Linked DNA regions of Homo sapiens: region 2 is linked to region 1. Evidence: read pairs that join two places in POLR2A ChIA-PET (ENCODE). Cell type or tissue: OCI-LY7. All regions are shown on one strand. Links, peaks and the distances in the headings refer to the core of each region. The heading gives the core; the rest is flanking DNA. Region 1 overlaps DNAI7 (dynein axonemal intermediate chain 7). Region 2 has its middle 26 kb from the start of LINC02909.

The links. Peaks named below come from ENCODE experiments on the same cell type or tissue, not always from the same donor. Only the 100,000 strongest peaks of a DNase experiment are listed, where the experiment ranks them.
Region 2: POLR2A ChIA-PET joins it to region 1 with 6 read pairs; 4 of 35 experiments call an interaction of 5 or more read pairs at or near these places.

Annotation. Positions count from the first base shown.
Region 1 is chr12:25,128,899-25,132,898 of GRCh38, forward strand. All of the region lies in intron 9 of DNAI7 (dynein axonemal intermediate chain 7), which reads right to left. Among named protein-coding and RNA genes, the nearest start is that of DNAI7, 64 kb to the right of the region's middle. In OCI-LY7, for the core only: CTCF peaks have their summits at 1,993 (motif pointing left) and 2,196; a DNase peak (open chromatin) is centred at 1,993; H3K27ac peaks cover 679 bases.
Region 2 is chr12:25,014,592-25,032,551 of GRCh38, forward strand. It overlaps a transcript of IRAG2 not described here. Among named protein-coding and RNA genes, the nearest start is that of LINC02909, 26 kb to the left of the region's middle. In OCI-LY7, for the core only: CTCF peaks have their summits at 9,437 and 9,643; DNase peaks (open chromatin) are centred at 9,400, 10,550, 10,840, 11,060 and 1 weaker place; H3K4me3 peaks cover 2,904 bases; H3K27ac peaks cover 4,000 bases.

The DNA of each region.
Region 1 (4,000 bases), core at 1-4,000:
CACACTCCTACTTACCACCCTCTAATGGCTCCCCACTACATTTACAATAAAAGCCTAAATTCTCACTCTGGCCTGCAAAGCCTGACTTTATCTGGCTTCTGCCTCCCTTTCCAACTTTATTACATACCACTTTGCTTCTTGCCCATCATACATCAGTCGCTGGCCTTCCTTCTCACTTCTGTTTTATGACTTCTGCAATAATTGTGCCTGAAGACTATTTTTACCTTCATTTTAAATAGCTGATTCCTTCTTGTCATCTGGGTCTCGGCTAAATAATACCCCATCAAACAGGCCCTCCCTAACTACCCAATGTAAAGTCACTCCCAGTTTAATCCTGTTTAATTTGGTGCATGAATGATTACTATATGGTATTTTCTACTTTTTCTTATTTATTGTTGATTTCTCCTAACTTGTATGTAAATTATGAGAGAAGGAGCCTTATTTGTTCTTTAGCCATCCTCCCGAGGGCCAGAATGGTGCCTACCACATAGAGGTAGGCGTATGATAAATATTCAGTAAGTGAGTAAGGAAATGAGAACAACTCCCAGGGTATGACCTGGAAATGCACTGAAAACATACATTTGTGGCACATTAAAGGTTGTTGAATGTTAAGGAGCTCTGATGCTAGGTTTTTTATATAACTTATTCCCATGGATTTTTAATTTATCCACGATGATCACAAAACATCCCAAATTACTAAGGCTATTTCATGTCTCCATACTTTTCCCTCTGACCAGAATAACTTCCTTTCCTTCCTATCTAAACTTCTCCATGCTACACCAAAAGATTCAGCTCATGTTACCTCATGAGAGAAGACTTCCAATCTGTTCATTTGTTTTTATTTTGGGTTTATTTTTATTTTATTTTTATTTTTTTTTTTTGACATGGAGTTTCACTCTTACTGCCCAGGCTGGAGTGTAATGGCATGATCTCAGCTCACCGCAACCTCTGCCTCCCAGGTTCAAGTGATTCTCCTGCCTCAGCCTCTTGAGTGGCTGGGATTACAGGTACCTGCCACCATACCTGGCTAATTTTGTATTTTTAGTAGAGATGGGGTTTCTCCATGTTGGTCAGGCTGGTCTCAAACTCCCGATCTCAGGTGATCCCCCTGCCTCGGCCTCCCAAAGTGCTGGGATTATAGGCATGAGACACCACGCCCAGCCTATTTTGATCTCTTAACCCCCATGTAGAATCTCTCTCATTGCATATATTAGAAGATATGGTAACTGTTACTCTTCTAATCCACAAGATTGTTAGCTCATTAAAAACAAGAGCGTGTTGAATCCCTTATCAATAGCAGGTATTTGGTAAATGTTTGCCAATAACATATACATTACATATATAAAATATTTATATGGGCCGGGCGCGGTGGCTCACGCCTGTAATCCCAGCACTTTGGGAGGCCAAGGCAGGCAGAGCACAAGGTCAGGAGATCGAGACCATCCTGACTAACACGGTGAAACCCCGTCTGTACTAAAAATACAAAAAATTAGCCGGGCGCGGGGGCGGGTGCCTGTAGTCCCAGCTACTTGGGAGGCTGAGGCAGAAGAATGGCATAAACCTGGGAGGCAGAGCTTGCAGTGAGCCGAGATAGCGCCACTGCACTCCGGCCTGGGCGAAAGAGCGAGACTCCCTCTCAAAATAAAATAAAATAAAATAAAATAAAATAAAATAAAATAAAATAAAATAAAATATTTATGTTAAATCCTGTATATGTTTGCTTAAACTATCTTAAAGCCAGAGACTACTTTAACTTTTAAAAGTTCAAAGACCCACATACTATAATGCATGCCCCTTAGATCACTAATGTAGTTCTGAAGGTAATTCTCATTAGAAAAAAAATTTCTCACAAATGTGCTACACTTAAATTAGGCTTTTCTAAAAAGTTTGCATGATATAGTAATTGGGAAGACAGTATTACCCAATACCTATAATATTATTAGTATTACACATTTAAATGAACTAAAATGTGGTATTAAGAGCCCTCTAGTGGCAAACTTCTTGCTGTACTCATGAAAAAGAAAATGTGTACATCATCTAATGTAAGAGATTTAATTTTTTAAATGACCAAAATACTAAATACTTGTTATTTGTGATTACCTAACATATCAAACATAACTCATATGTTCTGGGCCATAATTGCCTGCATTATTATATCATACTTGCCTTGCATCAGTCTCTAAAGTCATTATAAAGATATAATGATGTAAGATTTATAATAAAATATGCCAACCTAAAATTGTGAGGTAAGCAGTTTACCCCCAACCAAAAAAAAAAAGCTGGAAAAATAGAGAACTTTTTTCTCTAAATCCAAAACATAGTTAAGTTTGCCTACTGATCTTACATGTAGTCCCTAATTTATACACATAGACAAAAAAGTTGAGTATCATGAATTTATATGGCAGTTTAAAACATTTAGAATACATTTTGTCACACACACAAATTGTGTTATGAATGAAATTTAGGGTTATGTTAGTTCTCCTGTAGCTGTGATTATATAGGAATACAAACATAACTTTACACTGTCTGTAAATATTGCTTCACACACACACTGAGTTCCAACTGGAATGGGAGGAGCACACCTTTCCTAAGGCTGAAGTAGTGACAGCAAGAGTCTTCCTATTACCACATACTATGCCGGATCACTAAAGGGGTGGAGGATCAGAACTGCAGAGGAGAGAGTCCCAAGAATCCCCAGTAACCAGCTTGCAGAATCCGTAAAGGTAGCAGAAGTGATCTCCAGCACACCCAACTGTAATGAAGAGGATCTTAAGTATCTCTCAAAAGACAGGATAACTTTGAGGAGCATAGTGGTTGGATTGCCCAATTTATGTAGGCTGCTCACAACAAATCAGACCCAAGTCAGGGCCTGCTTTTCATCATTTAAACATCCATTCATTCACTTCTTCCTTCCTTCATTCAATAAACATTCATTGAGCCCTTATCATGAGCTCTATGCTCTCTGCTTAAATATGAAGTCTCTCAAGAAATTCTTGCCCTCAAGATCATAATTTAGTGTTTAAGGCAACAATTATAATAATTAAACAGAATGACAAGAGCATAGTGGAGGGACATCTGATTTAATCTGAGGAGACGGAGGATTCTCTGGAGGTAAAATTTAAGGTAAGTCTTGAATGAAGACAAGTAGAAGTTAGGTACAGGGATTATTCGTGTGATGGGAGGAAGGGAATTTCACCTCAGCACAGAGGCTTATCATGAACGTTCCCCCTTTAAAGCCAAAATGGGAAATACATCGTTTCATTTCCTATGAGGAAAGTATTGCGTGTTCAGTACTTACTTATTGAAAATTCAAATAACACAATAGAGTATAGACAGTAAAAAAATCACTGATAATATACCACCATCCCATCCTTCTCACGTTCTTTCCCCCACCACCAAAAGATAGCCACTCTTTGGTAAAGAGGCCTCTAGATTTTTTCTGTGCATTCATAAAAACAGAATCATATTGATAATAGAGTTTTAACTTTAAAAAAAATTTAACAATACAGCTTAGGGATCTTTCTATAGAAAAGTATATAAATCTGTGTCATTTTAAATGATAAAATATCCAAATATCCAAACAAACTAGTGTTGTTTGGATACTTTACAATTATTTTAATTTGTGGACTGTTTTTGCTACTATAAAAAACTTCAATGAAAATCTTGGCACAATCATTTTTATTTATTTTGTTCTATTATTTTCTAATAATAAATTACTATAAGTTAAATCACTAATCATAGGCATGTTTACATGGTACCAAATAAGGACTGTACAGATTTACACTTCTAATAACGGTATGTGAAGACGCCTGCCTGCTCAATCTGATAGGAAAACAAATGACATCTTTTTTCTAATTTGATTACTTATTTGGTTCAGTACATTTTTGGCTAGTTGTATTTCTTTTCTCAGCTGCCTGCTCATGTCCTTTGCTTAATTTTATATTAAGAAATTGTCTTCTCACTGATGTGTACAAATTCTTTATATTGGGGTATAACCCCT
Region 2 (17,960 bases), core at 7,401-11,400, 110 kb before region 1:
CTAGAGTGTGTGTGCTACACAGCCTGTACAGAGGGTTTCCCAGATTCCAGAAGTAAAATGCCCAAAGTAAAATTAGTCGAGGTTCTATTTGATTCTCCATGAGAAAGGGAAAATGTATCCCTGTCAATGTATCCCAAAGTATTCATTGTTCGTGTATTTCCTTCTCAATCTCTTAAGCCCCATGATCTTGCAACCTCCACAAGTCTCCACTTACCAGTCCAACCTATGTCTATTTCCTAATCCACCGAGACCCCACATCTCCTAATCATACGCTGCCTGTGAGTTTTCTTTTTCATATTAGGTAAAAGTGTATGGATGGTGGAGGTAATGCCTAATGTACCACCTACATTAGAAACAGTTTCACTAGGAACACAGACTATTTTCTATCACTCTAAGTACCTAGCATAGTATTGAGCTCCAAATAGTTGTTGAATGAATATATATTTTTTTAACTCAGAAGGAATTACCTAAAAAGGAAAGTACAGAGCATAAATCTGAAAAAAAAAAAAAAAAAAAAAAAAGACAAAACTTGGTCAGGCAAAGAATCCTAGCTCACTGGTTTTGTTTTTTTTTTTTTTTTTTGGCTACAGGGAAGGAGTGAATCATAGATTAAGCAGCATCATCGATGATTCTGTTTGTGAACAGGATGGCATAAAATCAGATGGAACAAGTATGTATGTGTTTCTTCAGGATTGTTCTGTTTTCTTACGGTTTGTAGAAAATGATTTTTTTTCATAAAACTCTTGTATGTGTTTCAGTGAAGATGAGCACAGATATAACAGATTCTACATTGGGGAGCTTCGAGGCTTTGGGAGGAGAAACATCTAAAGGAGTCTTGTAAGCCTTCTTACTCTGCTTTCGCAAGTGTTTCAACTTCATTTTTCTTGTTTATTTCATAAATCTACGTATTTCAGTTACAATGAAGTCACTTTGCTCTTTTTTTGCAGTAGAGCTAGCATAACTGATTTTAAATTCTTCACTGATTCTAATAATGCCTGCATTAGAAACAGTTTCACTAGGAACACAAATTCTCGTATGACTAGTAATCCAAAATCACTTGCTCTCTCATGAAACCCTTCTCCCTCATTAATTTCCTGTGCTTTCTGTAGGGAAAAGTTCCACCTGAAGTAGGGTTATGATATTGACCTTACACTCTTTTGGAAATTATTTTAAAGCACTTCTTTAGTAGAATCTTTTAGGCATGAATGAGAAAAGCTGTTTTCCACGACATGTGTAAGTTTTGGGTATTAAGGAGAGTGATTCTGCCTCTGCTTTATTTTATCTTTGCCACTTCAGGTTTATCCGTAAAGAAAAGTGGTGTGGGCTGGGCGCGGTGCCTCACGCCTGTAATCCCAGCACTTGGGGAGGCCGAGGCGGATGGATCACTTGAAGTCAGAAGTTTGAGACCAGCCTGGCCCACATGGTGAAATGCTGTCTCTACCAAAAATACAAAAATTAGCCGGGCATGGTGGCACGTGCCCATAATCCCAGCTACTTGGGAGGCTGAGACACGAGAATGGCTTGAACCCGGAAGGTGGAGATTGCAGTGAGCTGATATCGTGCCATTGTGCTCTAGCCTGGGCGACAGAGCGAGACTCCATCTCAAAAAAAAAAAAGAAAAGTGGAGTGGGAACTATGTTCTCAACCTGAGCCCCGGGATAAGATAGCAAAAAAGAAAAAGAGACCTGGGGCTCCATGAAACACACAGTCCAGAATCTTAAAGGATTTGTGAACTGATATCATGGCAAATGATGCTCATAAACATTGACAAGTTATACAAAACATTAGGAAAGATGAGTACTGAATTGTGAGCTTCAGACTACAATGATAAGACTCTAGGAACTGTTTCCTAGGTAAACCTGCCGAGATCCCTTCGCTGAAAGAATATAGGCTGGGCACAGAGGCTCATGCCTGTAATCCCAGCACTTTGGGAGGCTGAAGCGGGCAGATCACTTGAGATCAGGAGTTCAAGACCAGCCTGGCCAACATGGTGAAACCCCATCTCTACTAAAAGTACAAAAATTAGCTGGGCATGGTGGTGCATGCCTGTAGTCCCAGCTACTCTGGAGGCTGAGGCAGGAGAATTGCTTGAATTTGGGAGGCGGAGGATCGTGCCACTGCACTCCATCTTGGGCGACAGAGCAAGACTCTGTCTCAAAAAATGAAAAAAAAAAAAAGAATATTGTGTCCATTTATTTCAGGATCTCTCATATTCCAGGCAGAAATAGGAACTCTTCGTTTAGAAGACAAATGTTGAGAGTGAAGGGGAAAAGAATCAACAAAAACTGTAGAAGTTGATTTTACATCTGGCAAATGATGGCTACTTGGAAATTTTGGGAAACATCTTTGATGCTATTGTAATAAAATCTGAATAGCTATTTATTATATACATTAATTATGTTTATGATGACAGATGAGGGTAAAGTTAAAAAAAAAAAAACTCACCAGAATATCAAAGTTTGGTTTGTTTAACCGTATACCTTATTTTATTAGAAGGAATTAGTGATGTGAAGGTTATTCTCATCTATTCTTTTACTTGCAGAGAGGTGTCTGATTTGATTGCCTACGTAGCAGACCTTCATTTCAACAAAAGAAAACTTGAGGAAGAAAATAATAAGTTTAAGTTGGCTTTAGAAACCCTGGAAGAAACTAACAGCCAGTTATCAGAGGACTGTACCGAATTGCGCCTTCAGGTAAAAAGGTGAGCCACAGTGGGGTCCAGTGTGCGGGGAACTTTCATTTCTTTTTTCTTTTTTTAAAAAACCTTTTAAATATTGAGAGTCACACAGCATAAAATTCATTCTCTTAAAGTATACAATTCAGTGTTTTTAGAGTATATTCTCTGGCTGGGCATGGTGACTCATGCCTGTAATCCCAGCACTTTGGGAGACCAAGGCAAGTGAATCACTTGAGATCAAAAGTTTGAGACCAGCCTGGCCAACATGGTGAAACTCCATCCCTACTGAAAATACAAACATTAGCTGGGCATGGTGGCACGAGCCTGTAATTCCAGCTATTCTGCAGGCTGAGGCAAGAAAATCGCTTGAATCTGGGAGGCAGAAGTTGCAGTAAGCCAAGATCGTGCCACTGCATTCCAGCTTAGGTGATAGAGCAAGACTCTGTCTCAAAAAAAAAACCAACAAAAAAAAAACTTGAGTATATTCTCAAGGTTGTGCAATTATCACCATTATCCAATTCCAGGATATTTTCACCACTCCAAAAAGAAACTCCATACTTACCAGCAGGCATGCTCCATTTCCTCTCTTCTTAGACCCTGGAAACCTCTATTCTACTTTCTGTCTCTGTAGATTAGCCTATTCTGGGCATTACATATAAATGGAATCATACAATATGTGAACTTTGGTGTGTAGCTTATTTCACTTAGCATAATGTTTTTAAGGTTCATCCATGTTGTAGCGTGTATTTCTACCTCATTTCTTTTTGGCTGAATAATATTCAGTTGCATAGATATATCAGATTTTGTTTATCCATTCTTCAGATGATGGACATTTGGAGTGTTTCCACTCTTTGGCTATTAGGAATAATGCTGCCATGAACATTTGTGCAGGAGTTTTTGAGTGGAAATGTTTCTTTCTTTCTTCTTTTTTTTTTTTTTTTTTTTGGAGACAGGGTGTCACTTTGACACCCAGGCTGTAGTGCAGCGGCACGATCTCAGCTCACTGCATGCAACCTCCGTCTCCTAGGCTCAAGTGATCTTCTGGCCTCACCCCCCACCCCTCAAGTAGCTGGGACTACTGGTGCATGCCACCATGCCTGACTAATTTTTGTGTTTTTGTAGAGACAAGGTCTTGCCATGTTGCCCAGGTTGGTCTACAATGCCTGGTCTCAAGCAATCTGCTCACCTCATCCTCCCAAAGTGCTGGGATTACAGGAGGGGGAGCCACTGTGCCCAGTCATATGTTTCACTAAAGCATTCTCATCCTCAAAATCTTTGACCTTGTCCAGTCCAGTCTCCAAACTAATCTTTAAAAAAATTGCTTACCTCAAGTCCTCTTCATTTCACAATTGGCTTATTTATTATTTAACTGAAATATAAAAATTCAAAGTTTCTTTAACAAAACTGCTTTGGATGAATATGTTGGTCAGGATTTTTGGTTGCAAGCACTGGAATCTAACTCTGGTTTAATAAGCAGTCAAGAAATATATCAGAAAGGAATTAAGTAACTCACATAATGGACAGAAAGGCTGGAGAATCCAGATGGGCAATCAGAATGCCACTGTCTACAAAATTAAGCCACGTGTCTTTCTCTTTTCTCCTTCCCCTAATCCTTTCTGAAGACTGTCTGTTTCCTTTGGGTTCCCGCAACCTAGTTTTGATATTGTCCAATTGTCCCATCATAGTGTAATTTGTTTTCTGTATTAACCATTGAGGTGGGAGGGTTCCCTTGACTGCCTCGTGGGACTTGCAACCGGGATGGCTTGTTGGCTCAGCTGCCATGCTCAAACCCCTTGCAGGAGGGGGAGCATGCAGGTGAGCAGGTGTAGGAGCTGGGGTGAGTGCCTTTAGGTGCCAGGAGGAACAAACCCCATACCAGCCTGTGGCAGCATCTAGGGGTTGCCCACAACCTCTGGAGCCCCAGAGGGCATGTGTTACAAGCAATACTCTTTTAGCATTTGCCATCTATGGACAGCTAAGAGTTAAACTAGCTCAGTGGAGGATCAGGGTGACAGCCTTTTACACCCTACCCTCTTGGTACCCAGGTTCTTGTCCAACATCCAGGAAGAATCAGGTCACACAAACTTGAAGGATGGTGAATGTGGAGATTGTATCGAGTGGTGGAAGTGGCTCTCAGCAGGATGGGGAGCTGGAAAGGGGATGGTGTGGAAAGATAATCTTCCCCTGGAGTTTAGCTGTCCCAGCCAAACTCCTCTCTGACAGTCCCTGGCCAAACTTCTCTCTGACCTTAGTCTCTGATGTCCAGCTGCCTCTTCTCCTCTTGATGTTCAGAGCTTCTTCTCTTCTCTCCTTCTCTTCCACACTGCTCTGCTCCTCTGCCAGTGGAGCTTGGAGTTTTTGTGGGTACAGGATAGGGGGCATGGTGGGTCAAAAGGCAGCATTCAGGTGGGAAATCAGGGATGCGAAGTTCTCATTTAAGGCCATGGGTCCAGGTTTGAGGGTGGAACCCTTGCCAGGAACCCTGCCCTTTTCTACCTAGTGTTTCCCTGCCTCCTGTTTATATCACTGTGACCTCCTTGATGGGAGGAACTATGTCATATTCATCCTGTTTAGCCTAGTGCTTAGTAGAATACCTACTGTAGAACAGCACTACTTTCCTTCTAGTTACCTAAAAGCCAGAAACCCTTATTTCTTTTGATTCTTATCATACTGTATTGTCAGTATGATTGTCTGTTTACCCCACTAGGCTATAAACTCCAGATGAGTAGAATTCTCCGGATTCAGTCATTCTTCCCTTCTTCAATGCCTAGCACAGTGCCTGGGACAGGTTCAGCACTCAATTAGTATTTGTTAAATGATCAATGTAATTTCTTAGGAAAAAAATTGTATCTCCTTTGAAGGCTTTGTTCCTAAGGGAACAGTCTATAATCTAACGGGAGCTACAGGTAGGTAACTTCATGATATGGATTACCATAATTCATTTAATCAGTTTCCTGTTGGTGGATGTTTAGGTTTTTTTTCCAATGCTTTGTTATAATCAACAGTATGATAAACTTCTTTATAGAATATGTCATATAGAGACTTGGTAATTATTTATTTGTTTAGTTGTCATCTCCCTCCATAGTATGTAAGCTCTATAAGGCCAAGGACCATGTCCCTTTTGTTCACCATTGTAGCCTGCATTGTAGAGCACCTAGAACATGGTATTATTCAATTAATATTTGTGGAACTGCATTAACTAACATTACATCTTCTTAGTAGGGGGAAAGAACCAGGTAATTCAGCCAGTGATGATTTTCAAAGGGATCCTCTAAATCTTTAGCTTCAGGAATACATTTGTCTGTTTTCCCCATAGTCTCCATTCCCCACTCCCCATTTTCTCCAAATTCCTTCCTTTTCCAAGGACTGAAAGATCATGGGTATATTTTTACTATGCGGGCATCTGGTTTAAGCCTTTAGTGGTTTTCAACTTGGGTCCAAAATAGTCCTTGGCTGTTCTTAGTGTCTTTGACGGTTATATTTGAGGTTTTGCTCATGGCCTTCTCCCCCCACCCCCACAGTGCCCACCAGGCTATTATGAGAACAAATCTGTTAAAAGAAGAACTGGAGGAACTGAAACTTAGTATGAATGCTTCAGAAGAGCAGAAGAGCATGATTGTAGCCCAGAGCAAACAATTAGTAAGTCATCTATTATAGTACTTTGAATTTGGCGTATAATTTACATAACTGAAATATACAAGAGGACTTATCCGGTGGAACATCAGAAGTCAATATCCTGATGAATGAATTGGTAACACTTTAGAAAAGTAAAGGCAGGTAGGATTTTTTTAAATCTGTGTTTTCCTTTTCTTTCTTTCTTTTCTTTTTTTTTTTTTCTTTTTTTCTTTTTTTTTGAGACAGGATCTTGCTTTGTTGCCCAGGCTGGAGTGCAGTGGCAGGATCGTGGCTCACTCCAGCCTCGACCTCCCAGGCTCAAGCGATCCTCTCACTTCAGCTTCCCAAAGTGTTGGGATTATAGGCATGAGCCACTGTGCTTGGCCTCCTTTTCAATCAAGATTTAAATTTTTTACATATTTCTCAGTCACATTCACAATAGTTTCTGAAAACCCAGAAAATATCTGGAATGCCTCCTAAAGTCGATAGGAGAATTCAAAAATATCTGATACTAAAAACCACTTGAATTAAAAAAAATCTGTGAAACTTTCACCTTTTTTCTCAGATTTAAAAAAAAACAGTTATCTCAGTACTTGCAGGTTACTGAGAAGCTCCATAAATCATTCCTTATGCTAAATAAGCACAGGCTTATAATTTCAGAGCAAAAGAGTCATTTAGACTAAACTTTAAGTCAGATGCCAGAGAAGTGATCATTTTTATTGAGAAGGTTCAACTGTTGTATAAAGAATTAGTAATAGTCTTCAAAATCCTGATAGATGCCAGCAGTACTCTAGTATCATTAACTATGGTAAGGAGTGGCTGAAAGTCATTCCGACTAATTTGTTTCAGGTATCAGTTGCAAAACTGTTTTTAGAGTCTCTAAATCTTGGAGAGACTTGGTTCCAGCCCTGTGGCAGTCCCTTATGACCTCCCACAAACAAAATAACTTTGTTTAGCTTAGCTCTTGCCTCAGTAGTAAAATATGGGGACTAGATCATTGAATGCCAGGTCTTTTGTGACCCTGCAAGTCTATATGGATGCATTATAGGAAAGACTCAATCTGGGACCACTAAGGAGCTTCTAACTGAAGGCAATGGAGAGAACTGGTCAAGAGCCCACGCTTGGGAGTCAGACTGCCTTCCTTCAAGCTCCGGCTCCAAGGGCTGTGTGACTTTAGCCCTGCCACATAGTCACTCTAAGCCCGTGGGTCCTCCTAGATAAAATGGAGATAACAATACTACTTACCCTAGGGCTGGGAGGGATAAATGAGCTAGCGCATGTAAAGCATTCAATGTCCTTTCTTTCCTGTTAGGAATTGGTAATGTTAAATTGCTATTGATTAAAGTGCAGAATTTTGGCCTGCACTTTGGGAGGCTGAGGCGGGTGGGTCACTTGAGGTCAGGAGTTCAAGACAAGCTTGGCCAACATGGTGAAACCCCATCTCAACTAAAAATATAGAAATTAGCCAGGCGTGGTGACACACACTTGTAATCCCAGCTACTTGGGAGGCTGAGGTGGGAGGATTGCTTGAACCTAGGAGGTGGAGGCTGCAGTGAGCCAAGATTGCACCACTGCATTCCAGCCTGGGTGTCTGAGACTTGGTCTCAAAAAATAAATAAATAAATAAAAATAAAGTTCAGAGTCCTAGATACGGAATCCTAATCATTTGCATTTTGTAGTGTTTTATAATTTTAAAAGATTTAGTTGATACTTCATCTCATAGGTAATAACAGAAAATCTGTAAGGTAGAAACAGAAGTTGCTATATTTTTGTGTACTAAAAAATGTAATAGAGCAATAAAGTCCAGAGGAAGTTTTTAATTGTTCAAAGTCAATTGTCTAATAAATGATAGAGCTAAATTAACCATTCTATGGTATATATGTACTTTAGAACATCATGTTATACATGGTAAAAGCACATGATGTTATTTATCTGTCAATTTTTTAAAAAATGGTAGGGCCACCGGGCGTGGTGGCTCACGCCTGTAATCCCAGTACTTTGGGAGGCTGAGGTGGGCAGATCACCTGGGGTCAGGAGTTCGAGGCCAGCCTGGCCAACATGGTGAAACCCTGTCTCTACTAAAAATACAAAAAGTAGCCAGGTGTGGTGGCAAGTGCCTGTAAGTCTGGCTACTCGGGAGGCTGAGGCAGGAGAATCACTTGAACCCGGGAGGTGGAGGTTGCAGTGAACCGAGATCGCACTATTGTACCCCAGCCTGGGCAACAAGAGCGAGACTTCGTCTCAAAAAAAAAAAAAAAAAAAGAAAAAGTAGGGCCAGAATTGAACTCAGGTATTCAGATTTTAAGTACATGGATGGGGAGCAGGTGTTTATTATTGTGTCAATGAAATCCTAGCTTGAGATATTTTTTCTTTCATTTTTATATTATAAAGGTAATACCTATTTACTTTATAAAAATAAAGAAATGCATATTAACAAATAAAAAGTTTTGCAAAATTCTTAACCTACCCTTGAAATTTACTGTTAACATTTTGGCAAATAGCCTGTCCTGAAATATATTGATTTTTTTTTTCTGATGGTTCTGAATTTGAGGCTGTTAATTGTAAAACAGTTTTTGATGCTCATATGTTGTGATGATGTTGCATCTGAGAATATCCACAGCTTCAAATAGAACTCTAGAGCTCTGTGATTTCAAGGTGCTATTTAAATAGCTGAGTTTACAACTACCTGTCATAAATGAAGTAGCAGGGAAAGAAGCCAGGTTGTTACTTTTTTGTTTCTTTTGTCTTTTCCTCCCTAACAACCATAGTTACATTGAGTCCAGGAGGAGAATGACTTCACTTAGATCCCCAAGTACCTGTAGGCCAAGGCTTAACCCCACATTGAAAATATTTTCAGAGTAGGCTCATTTGTGATAGGTGAATGCTACATTCAAAGTTGGTAGAGAATGTCAGCCTTGGAGGTAAATATGTGGTATTTTCATAAACATCTTAAATATATTTTAATTATTTTTCTCACAATGAATTAGGAGACAGAAAACCGGGCTCTGATTCTTAAGATTCGGATTCTACAGGAAGAGGTATGTCAGAATCGTTAAACACTGGCATAGACAAACATGCAAATCATATCATCGTGGTTTATGGCTGTGGGTTAAATAAAAATCATGTAAATATAGCCTCCTATAGGCCAGAGAGCAGGTTGACTTGTCAAATTACAAGTGAGGAGGAATGGATGGGATTTTCATGTCTGAACAGAGAAACTGTTACTTTTGCAATTATCCTTGGAAGAAATGGGATTTAAGAAATTCAAATTTAAGATGAAATACAATGAACCCATCTAAAAAATATCCAAATCAAGAAGGAAAGTATGGATGTTATCTAATCATTTTCCATTTAATTCCATTGAACAAAGTGGCAAGAGTCTTGAGTCTACGATTCAGATCTTAAATTCACTGAAAAAAGGACCTTGGAAAAACCATTTATCTTTTCTGGGCTAATAGTACCTATGCCATGGAGTTATTTTCGAGATTAACTAAGATAATTCACGTGAAGCCATTTGGTAAACCACAATGTAGCTTATAAATGTTAGGAAATATTAGTATAATCTCAAAGAAAAAGAATATAATTTTTTTAAAGCAACAAAATTGAAGCATTGGAAGAACAGGGAACAAGCTACTAGCAAGTTACTATTTTGCTGGGAAAATTCCTTTTATAATAGACACCATTTGAATATCAAGTAGTATGCCAGTTTTTAAATTTTGCTTTTATGTGAGGCTATCAGAAGTATTTATGAAGCTATGCAGCACAATCTGGAGAGTTATTCAAAATGTGGGCCAAGTGGGTATTTTAAAATTTCATAGTGGATTGGAAAGGAACAATTAAAGTTTGGAAAGAAAGCCTATATTAGATTCAGAGCTGGTATAGCCACAAGGCCAGGCTTTTGTGAAACTAGTGATTTACAATTAAACTACTAATGTAAGATATTTTTCTCCTCTTATTTAGATGAGTGACACGTATCAAAGAATTGTACCAAACCAGTTCAGAATTGAGATAGAAGGAAGATTGAAAGCCCTTCATCATGAAATAGCATTGCAATTATTGACTTACATTAGAAAACGAATATAAGTGTTGTCACTAGCTAAGATTCCTTTGGGAGGTAAAAATCTGATGCATTGTGAAGAGTAACATCACAATGGTTTGGGTAGTGATTCACTTTTATTCATTCATTCATTTTGTTCATTCAACACGTATTCATTGGAAGATCTTAGAGCTATTCTAAGTGCTGACTATATGAGCTTAGCAAAATAGCTCATGTGGAACTAGTATGTTAGACGGTAAAAAGAGCTATAGAGAAAAGAAAAGCAGAAAACAGAACTGAGGCAGAGAGGAGTGCAATTTAAACTAGGGTGGTTAGGAAAAGCAGCCTTATGAAGCTAATCCTTTGATTCAAAACTGGGAAAGGAGGTTTATCTGTGAAAGAGCCTTCCAGGCAGAAGAAATAGCTGAAAATCGTGAGGCTGCAGCCTGCCTGCTATTTTGGAGGGACAGCAAGGCCAGAGTGTCTGGAGCAAAGTGAACAAGTAGCAAGAGATGCAGGCCAAGAGCTGGAGGGTCCAGACACAAGGGGCTTACACACGCATCCTAAGGACTCTGTCTTTTTTTAAAACAAAACAAAACAAAACAAAAAAAACACTTGAGTGAGATGGGAGCCATTGAAGTGTTTTGAGCAAAGGAGTAATATGATCTAATTCCGTTTTAACAAGACAACTCTGGCTGCTGGGTTTAGAATCCATTGTAGCGGGGCAAGAGAAAAAGCAGGAAGACCAATTAAGAGGTCTTTGCAATGATCCAGTCAAAAGCTGATGGGGGCTTGGACTGAGTAGTTGCAGTGGAGGTGGACAGAAGTGTTTGGATCAGGAAATGCTTTGTAATATATCCAAAGATATTTGTTATGTTTTCAGGTAAGAAGGAAATTTTCTTCTGGTTGTTTCTAGTGTCTCAGTGAAATACAAAGCAAAGTCATCAGCTGAGAGTGAGGATGTTGGAGGGGTTATTGGAAATTTGAGGAAAGAGAAGGAATGAAATGAGCTAGGGGTTCGAAAATTTTTTGTAAAGGGCCTGATTGTAAATATTTTTAGGCTTTGCTAGCCACAAAAATGACCTTTGTGTCAACTACTTACCTCTGCCTTTGTATTGTGAAAGCAGTCATAGACAGTATGTACCTGAATGGGCACAGCTGTGCTCTAATAAAACCTTATTTACAAAAACAGGTGGTCAGCTAGATTTGGTCTTTAGGGGTGGAGTGAGGGGGCTGGGCATAGTTTGCCACCCCCTGATTTAGGTAAAAGGCAGTATAAATATACCAGGATGATATGATATGATCACCAGTAAACACTGAGGTTAAAGGCCATGAATTAAACCTGTGACCTATCTGTTCATGCTTTCTTTAAGCATGTTCATCTGAAAGGGTGCTGGTGTGGAGTGGGTGGTAAGCTAATCTAGGTAAATGCTAAGAAGCAGGAGTTAGGCAGGGAATGGAGGCATTTGGAAGGGAATGATTATAATGATTGCCCAGGGAAGAACTGAAGCTAAATAAAGAGGGGTCTGAGTTCATGGGAAGGTTGAAGGATAATGAAAAGGTGGTCGGATCAATGGATTGCGGGTTCCAGGGGGGATTGAAGGTTTGTGGGTATAGAGGAAGTAATCTGGAAAGCCAAGAGGTGGTTGTTGAACGGTGGGATGCTTGCAGTTAAGGTAATGGAGGGGCTGCAGTGACTGGTAATAACAAGTTTGAATTTATGACTATGGGAGTAGTGGCTGAGGTTGAATGGAAGATAAAAAGGCAATACTGAGAGTGATGAAATACCACCTCCTAAAAGAGACTTTGTTTGTCCTCATCTTTTATTTTTCTTGGTGCTAAATCCAAGAATACTATCTTTTACATTAGAATTTCAAGAACATCATGGATATAGACAGACTGGAAAAGAAGATTGAAGACTTGTCTAAAACTGAGACAGAGCACCAAGTAAGCACTTCCCAAATACTGGTAAAATATTTTTTTTCTGTCAAACCAGTATTATTTTATGAAAATGTCTATGCCTCATTGACAAACTAAACTTTGGTTATAAATTCTGAAACTTTTAGTCTACAAAATATTTGAGTTATATAAAAGCTAGTTTCCTTTTCCTTCTTTTTTTTTTTTGGCAACTGCTTTACTGATATGTAATTCACATGCCTTAAATTTCATCAACTTAAAGTATACAAGTCAGTGTGTTTTAGTACGTTCACAGAGTTGTACAACCATCTCCAAAATCAAGTTTAAAACATTCTCATCACCCTGAAAGAAATCCCTTTTACCATCCCCCACCCACCGTCCTCTCCCCAACCCTAAGCAGCCACTAATCTATTGTCTGTCTCTATAGATTTGTCTATTCTGGACATTTCATATAAATTAAATCATATAATATGTTGCCTTTTGTGTGTGGCTGATTTCACTTAGCATAATGTTTTTAAGGTTCATCCATGATATAGCATGTATTACTACCTCTTTTTTTTTCTTTTTTTTTTTTTTGAGACAGAATCTCGCTCTTTTGCCCAGGCTGGAGTGCAGTGGTGCAATCTTGGCTCACTGCAAGCTCTGCCTTCCGTGTTCACGCCATTCTCCTGCCTCAGCCTCCCGAGTAGCTGGGCCTACAGGCACCCGCCACCACACCCAGCTAATTTTTTGTATTTTTAGTAGAGACCGGGTTTCACCATGTTAGCCAGGATGGTCTCAATCTCCTGACCTTGTGATCTGCCCACCTCGGCCTCCCAAAGTGCTGGGATCACGGGCATGAGCCACTGCACCCGGCTGTACTACACCTCTTTTTATGGCTGGATAATATTCTATATGGATATATCAAATTTTGTTTGTTCACTCATCAGGTGATGGGTGTTCAGGCTGTTTTCACTTTCTGGCTATTATGAATCGTCTGCTATGAACATTTGTATACAAATTTCTATGTGTACATATGTCTTGATTTCTCTTGGGTATATACCTAGGAGTGAAATTACTGGGTCACTTGATGTTTCTATGTTTGTTTGTTTATTTATTTATTTATTGAAACAGAGTTTTGCTCTTGTTGCCCAGGCTGGAGTGCAGTGGTATGATTTTGGCTCACTGCAACCTCTGCCTCCAGGTTCAAGGGATCCTCCTGCCTCAGCCTCCTGAGTAGCTGGGATTACAGGCGTGCGCCACCATGCTTAGCTAATTTTTGTATTTGTGGTAAAGATGGGATTTCACCATGTTGGCCAGGCTGTTCTCAAACTCCTGACCTCAAGTGATCTGCCCGCCTCAGCCTCCCAAAGTGTTGGGATTACAGGGGTGAACCACCACGCCTGGCCTTGTTTCTACGTTTAACCTTTTAAGGAACTGCCAGGCTGTGTTCAAAGTGGCTGCACCATTTTACATTCCACCAGCAGTGCATGAGGGCTCAAATTTCTCTACATTCTTGCCCAGATTTGTTATCTTTTTATATTATATGGCAATTTTTAATTTAATTGTGTCTGATTTTATTTATTTCTAAATCAGGAAATATTTCAGATATTGTACCTTCTTTAAATTTTATTTTTATTTTTTTGTAGTTTACCAACCTCAACCTGAGATAATGTACCTTCTTAATGCTAAAAATGAGGAGAGATGGGAAAAATTTATCCCTAATTATATTAAGAAATTATACCTTACAAAAATATTTTTTGTCTAGATAGTGTCTAAAAAGTCTATATTTCATACATATTTTTGTTATCTGTCACACATTCTCATCAGGAAACAGATGACAACGACTAGTAAATTCATGAATTTGTGTCATGCTTATTGTCATCTCTAATGGCTTATTTGAGAAATATTTTGTTGTTGTATGTGTCTGAAATGATGATATACTTAAATTTCTACATTCTGATGTAGAGTTTTCCAGTTTCCTAGCAGAAACTAACATTTCATGTGTGTGTTTACATATATATGTAAAACAACAGTTATAATTTAAACATCAATTTTTTAAAAATTAACTAACAAATAATCAGTTAATTTGTGAATTTAAAGATGGGATCTCACTCTGTTACCTGCGCAGTAGTGCAGTGGCATTATCATAGTTCACTGCAGCCTTGAACTCCTGGGTTCAAGTGATCTTCCCATCACAAACCTGCACGTTGTGCACATGTACCCATCTCAAACTCCAAGTAGCTGGGAGTACAGAGGCACACCACCATGCCCAGTTAATTTATTTTTAAATTTTTTGTATAGATGAAGTCTTGCTATGTTGCCCAAGCTGATCTTGAACTCCTTCCCTCAAGTGATCCTCCTACTTTGGCCTCCTAAAGCATGGGATTACAGCTGTAAGCCACCATGCCCAGCCTTCTTAGACATTAAAATTAATTCTACACTAGGAGTGGCTGTCTTTGCAAAACACAACTGTGATAAACCAGTGGAAAGAGCCAGAAGACACGGGTTCAGATCCTGTCTTTTCTACTGAAAAATTTTATAACCTCAGGCAAGCTCTAAGTCTAAATTTTCACATCTACTAAATGGATGTGATGTTTGTACCTATCCCACAAGCTTGCTATAAATTCAGATGATGATGTGATTATATCCAGTGTATAAGATTATGGTGATGATTCTGCTTCTGACCATGATGATTATTTTTCCAGGTTCTCAATTCAGTCAATATACATATTTATTCATTCTATAATATGCAGCAGCATATGCCAACAAGCTTGCTTTTGATTTGAATAAATTGATATATCCTTTATGTTCACTTAGCTAAAAGAAATCTTAAGCATTGTTACAATATGTTTTTTTTTTTTATTTAAATTTTAGTTTTAGAGATGAGAGTCTTGCGCTGTCACCTGGGCTGAAGTGCAATGGTGTGATCGTAGCTCACTGCACCTTCGAACTCTGGGGCTCAAACCATCCTCCAGCCTCAGCCTCCCGAGTGCCTGAGACTACAGGCATGTGCCGCCATGCCAGGCTAAACTATGTTTTTAAAAGGGGAAGAGTCTTCTATGTGTCCTCATGGAATCTCTATGTTCATATTGTATCTAGACTTTTTATTTTCACCAAAAAAGTGAAGATTCTGAACATTCCCTTATTATGTTAAGTGTGGAATGGTGGGAAGGGCACTTGGCTGGAGCTGTAGACTTGCATTCCAGGCTCAGCTCTGCCATTGACAGTGTGCGACATTGGGTGGGTGAGTCTCTGGGTAGTGTGGAGTTTGGTTTCCTCACTGGTAACATGAGAGCAATGATGCCTGCCTCTAGAGTTGGAAGGGAAAGTACTTTGTAAAGTGAAAAGTACATGCATGTTAAAGGTGCTTCAGAAACATCTTACTGGAATGATTTTATGGCACTGTCCTTTTACCAAAGCAATGTCCCAACGGCCTTCCCTAAATTCGTCTCTTTTCAGATGCAGTTACACACATATGAGAACACTTTGCTTAATAAAGATACAAGTTTGCAGAAGGTTGGTATTGTTCCTTACCACAAAGTCCCATGGAATTGGCTAGCTCTCTCCAAATCTGATTCTTTTTTTTTTGACGGAGTCTTGCTCTGTTGCCCAGGCTGGAGTGCAATGGCATGATCTCAGCTCACTGCAACCTCCACCTCCCAGATTCAAGCAATTCTCCTGCCTCAGCCTCCTGAGTAGCTGGGATTACAGGTGTTTTGCCACCAAGCCAGCTAATTTTTGTATTTTTAGTAGAGACGGGGTTTCCTCATGTTGGCCAGACTGGTCTTGAACTCCTAACCTCAGGTGATCCACCTGCCTCAGCCTCCTGAAGTGCTGGGATTACAGGCGTGAGCCACCGCACCCAGCCTAAAAAATCTGATTCTAATATGATGTCATGAGACTTTCCTTTATAGCACTTTATAAAAATAAGTTTGAACATATCTTCTCTAAATTCTGGTGGTGTTCATCCACACGTGACAAATATTAGTGTGCCAATCTACCAGTCACTGGCTAGATACTGGTGATGTCGTTTTAATTTCTAACAACATAAATGAGTCTGCAGCCATTCATTTTAGGGTGGAAGAAGAATATATACCCAAATTATTTGAAACCCAATTTGATTGATTGATTAGATAGATACATAGATAGATATCATTCTATTCTTGTATCCTGTGATTGTAGCCAAGGATACCGGCTACAAAGGTGCTGGTTACGGTAACTTTAAGAGACACAGGAAGGAACACAGCCTCAGTCAATAATCTTCCACAGTCCAAAACAGAGAAGTGAAGAAAGAATGATATTTGCCACTCCTCTTTTCCATGCACATTTTGAAGTTTCAAAAGAAACATGCATAGCTGTGGACTTTGACTGGGATACTGCGTATTGTCCTAACTTGATGTCTTCATTGCGGGTGTTCTCTATGTAATGATATTGCGATAGTAGTGGCTACTCAGTTCCTCCCTAACTCTGGTCTTCTCACCGTTCTGCACTCCTGCTCAGGGTTCATCAGGTATTGATTGATCATCTCCCATGTGCCAGCCACCACGCTAGCCACAGGATAAAATTAGAGATCAGGTACTCACTACCTGTACCTTTTGGTCTTGTAGAAGAAAACAATGATTTTAAGGAGGTATCATTAGTACTGAAAAAAATCAGATGCCTTTATTTCATTGGTCACTTGCAAGACTGATTTTTTTCTTTAACACATCATGATGATAAATATAATTTTGTTTTGGGCTTAAGAATCACCTTTTAGAGTTTGATTCCACTGGGTCAGACAAACACAGATTATATTGACACCAGTTACATATTGCTCCCTTTTTGTCCGTGTGTGTGTGTGTGTTTGTTTTTGTTTTGTTTTTTTGTTTTGTTTCACTCTTGTTGCCCAGGCGGGAGTGCAATGGCGTGATCTTGGCTCACCACAACCTCCACCTCCTGGATTCAAGTGATTCTCCTGCCTCAGCCTCCTGAGTAGCTGGGATTACAGGCATGCGCCACCACACCCGGCTAATTTTGCGTTTTTAGTAGAGACAGGGTTTCCCCATGTTGGTCAGGCTGGTCTGGACCTCCCGACCTCAGGTGATCCGCCCTCCTCGGCCTCCCAAAGTGTTGGGATTACAGTCGTGAGCCACCACGCCCAGCCGTCCTTGTGTGTTTTTAATCGCAAAACACCGACTGGTTCAGTTTTCAAATAGTGAGACTGGTAGAATCGCATGACGATTGGGCATTTACAATTTTTCTGTGGCTCACATTAATAGTCTAATATATATGATTTGGTGGACCCATTACTTTTTTGCTATTATTTCTCTCTTCTACTTTTCAGAAAGGCTTATATATAGAAGAACTTAAATCAACCATCATAGAATATGGAAGCATTATAGAGGTATACCTGTTATTATTAATCTCACACCTTGCAAGGTGGGCTTGTTAAATGTAAATTCCCCACTAGAGTAACATGTACAGCCTAATGTTGTGTGCGATTCCAGAATTTACGAGGGGAAAAAAGTAAACTGGCTCATGAGTTACAGCACTTGCAACAGGCACTCATCACGTAAGTAGAGGGCAACCCTTGCCAGCCTCCTCTCTTGTTCCTCTACCCTACATTATTGGCCCAATTGAGCTTTGTATGTGCCACATTCTTTTCTTCTATACGTTTGTATGTGATATTTTCTCTATTTTTCTCCATGAGAACTTCTTTGTGAGTTTTCTATGACCCCTGATTGTCTTAGACAG